Linked DNA regions of Homo sapiens: region 2 is linked to region 1. Evidence: chromatin contacts called from ENCODE Hi-C or POLR2A ChIA-PET data. All regions are on one chromosome and are shown on one strand. Each heading gives the region's core, a stretch centred on a gene start or an enhancer-like site at or near the end of the contact. The rest is flanking DNA. Distances are from core to core; before and after follow the strand shown.

What was found. A loop is a pair of places that touch in the nucleus more often than their neighbours do. ChIA-PET counts read pairs that join two places held with the same protein, here RNA polymerase II (POLR2A). Pooled maps may share reads with other maps.
Region 2: a loop to region 1 is called in a pooled map, with 4 times the contacts of the local background. The contact joins two enhancer-like sites. A Hi-C loop is called at or near these places in 4 of 50 pooled maps. POLR2A ChIA-PET finds 5 or more read pairs at or near these places in 3 of 52 experiments (OCI-LY7, activated B cell and activated naive CD4-positive, alpha-beta T cell).

Annotation. Positions count from the first base shown.
Region 1 is chrX:65,720,886-65,725,323 of GRCh38, forward strand. The region is part of intron 2 of MSN (moesin); the gene reads left to right. Among named protein-coding and RNA genes, the nearest start is that of MSN, 55 kb to the left of the region's middle. RefSeq lists a silencer at 1,902-2,196. Within about 2 kb of position 2,951, at least 6 of the 41 ENCODE cell types and tissues checked have a DNase peak (open chromatin) inside an H3K27ac peak, as active enhancers do.
Region 2 is chrX:65,819,296-65,823,839 of GRCh38, forward strand. It overlaps the pseudogene CCNYL5. Among named protein-coding and RNA genes, the nearest start is that of MSN, 150 kb to the left of the region's middle. RefSeq lists a silencer at 3,018-3,167. Within about 2 kb of position 2,981, at least 2 of the 41 ENCODE cell types and tissues checked have a DNase peak (open chromatin) inside an H3K27ac peak, as active enhancers do.

The sequences.
Region 1 (4,438 bases), core at 1,701-4,200:
ACCTCTCTTCTTGTGAGTGTGCTACAGCTAGAGGGGAGAGAGAACATGTTTTGCTATAGTGATTTTGTCACTTGCTTCAACTTCTAAAGCTTTTGATCTTGGATTACCTAGGTGCCACTAAAGGGCTGTGCTCAAGGACAGAGGTGAAATCTCAAAGCATCGATTCATTCATCTATTTACTGATTCATTTAATATTGACTGAAGGTCTACACTGTCGAACACCATCTCTGTTCTTCAGGAACTTGGAGTTCCTTACCTATAAAAGCATAGAAAGGCACATGCAACTCTCTACCCACAAAGAAAGAAATAAACGCCCTTGAGGTCAGGTTCCATGGGGTGATATATAAAGCATAGGATTTAGAACCAGCCCTGAGTTCAAATTCTGTCCTGTTACTTCGCTGTGTGACCTTGGATGGCTCATTTAGCCTCTCAGTACTTTCCTTTCCTTTGTAAAATGATAATCATGCTAATCTCAGATTTTGTGATTTAATCCTCAAATAAGTAAAATGCCTGGTGCATACCAAGCATTCTAATATTGGTGGTTCTTATTAAGGACTAAAGTAGGTGGCATTGCCCTGAGAGTTCAGATGAGGGAGCTATGAAATCAGGAAGTTCTTCTGGCTCAGTAAAGTACTTAGGACTTGAATACTCTGCAATAAGGACAGTAAACCTTTTTTTTTTTCATTTTATAAAATAACTAACATATATTATAGTAGGAGGATCTCCATCTTACAGATGAGGAACTGAGGCTTACAGAGGTGAAATTATCTGTTTAAGGTCATATAGCTAGGAAGTGGTATAGCTGGGGCTTAAACCAGGGCACATAGCATTTCCAGTTTTTCTAATGCTTTTGATCAACTGTCCTCTGGAACCTTCTTCCACTTTACCTGCTTCCAAAACTTAGAACCCTAGCTAGGTTGGGCATGGTGGCTCATGCCTGTAATCCTAGTGCTTTGGGAGTCCAAGGTGAGAGGATCACTTGAGGCTAGGAGCTTCAGACCAGCCTGGGCAACATAGCGAGACCCCATCTCTACAAAAACTTAAAAATTAGCTGGGCATGGTGGTGCATGCCTGTAGTCCTAGCTACTTGGGTGGCTGGGGCTGGAGAATCACTTGAGTCCAGGAGTTCAAGGTTACAGTGAGCTATGATTGCACCACTGCACTCCAGCTTGGTTAACAGCAAGACCCTATCTCTAAACAAACAAACAAAAAACGATAAAAGAAAGAAACTTAGAACCTCAGCTGAGTATGTTCTCTGTTATAGAGCAGGTGACCACTTGACCACAGGCAATGTGTAATAACAGAAACAGCAATAGTGGTAGCCCATCTTGGTGCTTTCCAGTGGTGCAATAATTTGCTTTCAGGTGGGTGGCTGATGCAGATGCTGCCAAATCTGTAATGGTATCTTGGGGGTCTCAGGTGTTTGGGCATTGATGCAGTTTTGCACATTGTTTCTCACACAGTTCTTCTCTTGTGGCTCCAGCATTACTCCCTCATTCTCCTCTAGGCGTGCACGCTCGTGTGTGTGTGTGTGTGTGTGTGTGTGTGTGTGTGTGTTTGGAGACAAGGTCTCGCTCCGTCACCCAGGCTGGAGTGCAGTGGTGTGATCTCACTGCAACCTTCGCACCCCACAGTCTCAAGTGATCCTCCCACTTCAGCCTTCCAAGTAGCTGGGACCACAGGTGCCCACACCAGCTATCTTTTTGTATTTTTAGTAGAGATGGGGTCTCACCATGTTGCCTGGGCTGGTCTCGAACTCCTGAGCTCAAAAGATCTGCCCCGCCCCAGCCTCCCAAAATGCTGGGATTACAGGATGAGCCACTGCGCCCGGCCATGCTCTGGGCTTTTGAAGTGGCTGATGACATCACTAGTTTGTTTACTCAGATAAATGCATGGGGGATTCAAGAAGAGAATTTCTGGGCTTTTGAAGTGGCTGATGACATCACTAGTTTGTTTACTCAGATAAATGCATGGGGGATTCAAGAAGAGAATCTCTGGGCTCCTAAGCTGACCTGATCTCCGCTCCCCTCTACAGACCTCAGATGTAGGTTGCCTCCACATGTCAAAAGGAGGTAAAGGGTTTTTTTTTCTTGCTTCCAGAAGCTCCTGATAATTAACGAGGATGTACTCCAAGGCAGATCTTTTCTTTTCACTGCACCTCAGTTTTCCATTTTATGTTGCTTGAACCCTGTAACTCTCCACAGTCATGGAGCTGAGTAGAATACACAACCTCCAGTTTCTTAAGCTAGTGTCTTAAAAACTGAAGTCCTACTTTCTTTAGGTGTATGGGGCAGGTTCCAGGAGGGATACAAAGCTGTGAGATGAATGTGGTTTAGTATTCTAGAGCATTAATTTTACTTGCAATAATTTTAAAAATTCATTATTTATGGAGTAGAATATAAAATTTGCACAAATAATTAAACCTGAGGCTTCAAAGAAATTATAGCTGGGTTACAGCCATCTACCTATTATCTCCCCCTACCCCATCCTACCACACCCCCTATGTCCCTTGGGTATATGCATTCATTATTTTCTGCTGCTTAAGGATTTTTTCCATGGGAGCTTTGAGAAATACTGGCTCAGATCCGATAAGCTGGCTGTCGGGTCAAAGGGAGCCAATAAAGAATTTTCTTTTTCCTCAGGGATAGGACCATTTCTCAGAGTGGAATGATAAGGACCCTAGTCACTGGAGCCACAGAGGTTATTCCTGGAACTGGAAGCTAGATGCTAAGCTCTCACTTGAAAATAAGGTTTCTCTTTCCTCTGGAATGGAGGTCTCAACTGGAAGCAAAGCTGGAAGCAAGAAAAACTTGGCTTGGAAAAGGGGTTTAGAGTTGCCTGATAAAATGGTTCACAGCACCCCCATGGGCCTTAGAGATTTCCTTGTAGCCTGGGGTCAGGAGTCATCCATTTTTGTTCTTTGTTCTTTTTCAGTTTCAATTCTGATTTCAGACCATATTTCCTTCCCGCCACGTCCTCAATTTCTCACTTTGAGACTTCAGTGCAGGCTGAGAGATATTACTCATCTCTTTAAGCCCTAGAGCCTAAGGAAGTGGAACATTTATGTTTCTGATTTCTTTATGTTCACAAAGGAAGAGACAGTGCTCAGAGAGATCACCCTCCCTCCCCCCAGCACTGAGCCTGAATTCTCTCTTTTTTTTTTTTTGACATCACTTTAGGTATTACTTTGCCCAACTTCTCCTGAGTTACTCTGGATCTCAGAACTACTTTAGTCACCATGATCCTTCTCTCTCTCTCTCTCTTTTTTTTTTTTTTGAGACAGAGTTTCACTCTTGTTGCCCAGGCTGGAGTGCAATGGCGCGATCTCGGCTCACTGCAACCTCTGCTTCCTGGGTTCAAGCGATTCTCCTGCCTCAGTCTCCCAAGTAGCTGGGATTACAGGCATGTGCCACCACACCCAGCTAATTTTCTATTTTTAGTAGAGACGGGGTTTCACCATGTTGGTCAGGCTGGTCTTGAACTCCTGACCTCAGGTGATCCACCTGTCTTGGCCTCCCAAAGTGCTGGCATTATAGGCATGAGCCACCACACCTGGCTAATCCTCCTTCTCTTATCACACCCCTACTCCCACCCAATAGTGAAACAGACAACGTGGTGCAAAAAGAGGCTAACGGTCTCACTCCTGGGATTTCTGGGACTGGCTGCATAGTCTGTGCCTACCTCACTTCCTTTCAGTCTTGGAGTCTCTTAGCCTCTACAATTAGTCTGTTAGTACAGGCAAAGACCAGTTGCTGCTTGTCTGAGTCCATTTTATGTTTGTTTTGTTTTGTTTTTGTTTGTTTGTTTGTTTGTTTGTTTTTGACAGTGTCTTGTTCTGTCACCCATACTGGAGTGCAGTGGTGCAATCTCAGCTCACTGCATCCTCCACCTCCCAGGTTCAAGCTATTCTTCTGCCTCAGCCTCCCGAGTAGCTGGGACTATAGGCACGCACCACCATGCCCGGCTAATTTTTTTGTATTTTTAGTAGAGACCAGGTTTCACCATGTTAGTCAGGATGGTCTCGATCTCCTGACCTCATGATCTGCCCATCTCAGCCTCCCAAAGTGCTGGGATTATAAGCGTGAGCCAACACGCCCAGCCCATTTTATGTTCTTATAATAAAATACCTGGAGCTAGTTACTTTATACAGAAAAGAGGCTTATTTGTCTCCTAATTGTAGTGGCTGTAAAGTCCAAGAGCATGGCACCAGCACCTGCTCAGCCTCTGGTGAGGGCCTTTGTGCTGTTTCATAATGTGACAAAAGGTCAAGTAATTCACAGGGACAGGGGTCCCCATGACTGAAACACCTCTCATTACATACTACCTCTTAATGATTCTACCTCCCAGCACTGCCACACCGGCAATGAAGCATCAACATGAGTTTTGGTGGGGACAAACCACATCCAAACCATAGCACTGCTCTACTACTTCTGTTCCA
Region 2 (4,544 bases), core at 1,731-4,230, 98 kb after region 1:
AAGTGACTGAAACAAAAAATTAAACTATTCAGGAGACAAGTGCCAGGTGTGCCTGTAGTCCCAGCCACTCATGTCACTGATGCTAGAGGATGGCTTGAGGTCAGAAGTTCTAGGCTGCAGTGCACCATGATTGCACCTGTGAACAGCCACTGCACTCCAGCCTGGACAACAGAGCAAGACCTCATCTCTTAAAAAAATTTTTTCAAACGATGTTTTTTAAAAGGTTCATAGCATTTATACTCACGCTGCAGTGCCTTCGAGGGCCTGAGCTATATTAAAGCTTAAAACCGCTTTACTTTTTTTTTTCATTGTCACTAAGCCACCATGTTGGTTGGCATTATGAAAATATGTATTAATACACTTATTTAACAAGGGAAAAATTATCAGAAAATGAGAAGCATCATTCTTAGTTCACAAGAAATGCAACATGGACCCCAATAGAAGAAGGAGAAGTCATGCAGCCAACAAAGATATGAAAAAATGCTCATCATCACTGGTCATTAGAGAAATGCAAATCCATGTCATGCCAGTTAGAATGGTGATCTTTAAAAAGTCAGGAAACAGCAGATGCTGGAGAGGATGTGGAGAAATAGGAATGCTTTTACACTGTTGGTAGGAGTGTAATATTAGTTCAACCATTGTGGAAGACAGTGTGGTGATTCCTCAAGGATATAGAGCTAGAAATACCATTTGACCCAGTGATTCCATTACTGGGTATATACCCAAAGGATTATAAATCATGCTACTATAAAGACACATGCACATGTATGTTTATTGCAGCACTATTCACAATAGCAAGACTTGGAACCAACCCAAATGTACATCAGTGATAGACTGGATTATGAAAATGTGGCACATACACACCATGGAATACTATGCAGCCATAAAAAAGGATGAGTTCATGTCCTTTGCTGGGACATGGATGAAGCTGGAAGCCATCATTCTCAGAAAACTATCACAAGAACAGAAAACTAAACACTGCATGTTCTCATTCATAAGTGGGAGTTGAACAATGAGAACACATGGACACAGGGAGGGAAATATCACACACCGAGGCCTGTTGGGGGGTGGGGGGATAGGGGAGGGATAGCATTAGGAGAAATACCTAATATAGGTGACGGGTTGATGGGTGCAGCAAACCACCATGGCACATGTATACCTGTGTAACAAAACTGCACGTTCTGCACATTACCCCAGAACTTAAAGTATAATAAAAAATAAATAAATAAAAGAAGTAGATATCAATAACGATACTTCCTCTGTTTATGACCCCAAACATGCTAAAATGCTAAAGTAATGTTTGCAAAGAATATGAATGACAAATGTTATCCAGCAGGTTTTTGGCTTAAAATGATTGCCTATGACTAGCAGCTTCAATGGTAGGGAGGAAGAATCCTTCATTACCTAACAATGGTGCAGTCTGCTCCTAAGTGTCTTTAGAGTACCATGTTTTAATGATAATACTGCATTGATTCTAAAGGCATATGCAGCAAAATGTGGGGAGGGAGAAAAATTGGAAAAAGCATAAAAGTTATATGGTTAGTGTCTTTAAAGTTTAAAAATTTAAACTATTGTTTAAAAAAACCTTACATAGTTCACAGCTATCAGCCCATATAGTAAGCAAATATCTGTGTGGGAAAGGAACCTTCACTTTGGAGTGTTTTTTGTAACTCTGTTTACATTAAAAAGGACAGAAGAATGTTTTGTTGCATTGACAAGGTCCCATTCTTTTCTATGGAGTACAATCCTTGTTGTCCATGAATCTCTTGAATTCGAGATCTATCCTTTTAATGAAAACACTAATTTTGCTGGGTTTTGAGCAGGAAAGGTGATATTTCTCCAGTCTTTGTAGATAAAGGTCCTGTGACGTTATAACCCCTCATTTCTCCCTTTAAGAGAGGATGGCTTTAGAGTGCTGAATACCAATGAAGTCATCAGTGCTGAAAGACCTTCTCATAGGGCTCTCCACAAGTCTTTGTCTTCACACAATCTAGAAATAGCCTCTAGGTTCTGTGCTCTTTTTTTGCTAAGAGGAGCAAATAGAAAATTCAGGTTATTGTCATCTGCTAAGGAGCGAAGATCAAAGTAGTATTTGGCATAAACACTGGCAGGAACATTAAGATTAAACTGAAGAAGCATCAAAAAATGCCTTTCCATTTCATTCATGTCCTCACCTGTAATGTCCTTGAAGATCTGGCAGTAGTCCATATTCCATACAGCCTGATGGTTCCAAACCTTGGAGGCAAGAATGGCTCGCAGACCAATCCTTTTCCAGTTAGTGGGACAAATGTTGGTTTCAGCATAAGTTAAAAGCTTTTCTAAGTAAACCAAAGTTACTATTGCACATTCAGCTGTTAGCTGTGCAGCACTAAAAGGAGTATGAACAAATCTGTAAATAAATTTGTGCTCAGGATCATGCTTAAACTATTCTTCTGGAACTTTTTCTCGTGTAAGTGGATGTGATCTCTCATCAAAAATATCCAGGGATCTATTTGCATCTCTGTTCTTTATGTGGTGATATATTGCTAAGGTCACACATTTTACTGTGGTTCTAAGGTTAGGCTGGTTGACTGTGCTGTCATATAGAAATATTGTTGAGCATGAGCTATACTTTTTAGTAAGCTGCCCTGGAGATACATGGTTTAAATGGTTGCTCTTCCTCTTTTCTCTCACATCCGTTTGAGATTTGCGCAGGAAAATTGTGCTTGCCCTTGGATGGTCAGAAGGGTTTGACTCCAATGCTAAATCTTTGGGCATCTCGCGGTCGCTGATGTGCTGCAGGTGGTGGCCCTCGCCTTCTCCGAAATCAAACTCGGGAGGCTCCGCAGCAGCAGGCGCTACCGCCACCTCGTCCCCGGACGCCGCCTCGTAGATGTCGGACGCGGGGATCCGGCGCGCCGGCCCAGCTTGGGGCTGGCATTGAGGGACACGCAACAAGTCAGCGTGTTCCCCATGGGGCGCCTCCGCCCCTCTCCGCCGCCTCTGGCGCCTTCGCTTGCGCCCTACTCTGCCTCGCTCAGCAGCAGCCCCCTCCCCCAACAATGGCGCGGGGACACTGAGCAAGCAGAGGCCACCTCGCCCAGGGCTCACCCGCCCGCCCCGCGGCCCTGCTCCGCCAGGGCTCGGTCCTGCGCCACACCCCAGCCGCCACGCTGCCTCCGCCTCCGGTGAGCTGACTTGTCTGCCAAGAGAACACTTATATACTGTTGGTGGGAGTTCAGCCATTGTGGAAAGCAGTGTGGTGATTCCTCAAAGAGCTAAAAACAGAACTACTATTAAACCCAGTAATCCCATTACTGGGTATATACTCAAAACAATATAAATACTTCTACCATAAAGACACATGCATGTGTATATTCACCCCAGCACTATTCACAATACCAAAGACATGGAATCAACCTAAATGCCCATCAATGACAGACTGCATAAAGAAAATGTACATATAAACCATGGAATAATATGCAGCTATAAACAAGAATGAGATCATGTCCTTTGCAGGAACATAGATGGTGCTGGAGGCCATTATCCTTGGCAAACTAATGCATGAACAGCAAACAAAACACCACATGCCCTCACTTATAAGTGGGAGCTAAAAGATTCAAACACATGGACATAGAGAGGGGAACAACGGACACTGGGGCCTACTTGAGGGTGGAGGGTGGGAGAAGAGAGATGATCAGGAAAAATAATTATTGGGTACTAAGCTTAGTACGTATGTGATGGAATAATCTTTACAAAAAAAGTGACACAAGTTTACCTACATAACAAACTTGCACATGTACCCCTGAACCTAAAATAAAAGTTTTTTTTTTTTTTTAATGAATTTCATGAGAAGTAAAGGAGGAGGCCTAGCCTGGCAACTATTTGGTGTCATGATATCTGGGGACTTTAACTAATCACGGTTCAAAGTAAGACAACAAAATATTGTTGCTATGTTGCTGCTAAAAAGAAATTGGAATGTCAGAAAGACCATTTTAGATTTGATGTTAGGATGCAAGGCAAGTTGCAAAATCAGGGAATGAGAAATAGTGTAGGTGAGGGTGTGTGTGCGTGCAGGTATCTTAAGACCAAGGTAGGATGGTGTAGGTTGGTGTATTAGTCCGTTTTCACGCTGCTGATAAAGACAAACCTGAGACTGGGCAATTTACAAAAGAAAAAGGTTTAATTGGACTTACAGTTCCACGTGGCAGGGGAAACCTCACAATCATGGCAGAAGGCAAGGAGGATCAAGTCAGATCTTACATGGACAGCAGTAAGCAGAGAGAATGAGGAAGACGCAAAAGCAGAAATCCCTGATAGAATCATCAGATTTGTGAGACTTATTCACTACCATGGGAACAGTATGGGGGAAACCACCCCCGTGATTCAATTGTCTCCCACTGGGTCCCTCCCATAACATATGGCAATTATGGGAGTACAACTCAGGATGAGATTTGGGTGGGGACACAGAGCCAAACCATATTATTCCACCCCAGCCCCTGCCAAATCTCATGTCCTCACATTTCAAAACCAATCATGCCTTCCCAACAGTCCCCCAAACTCTT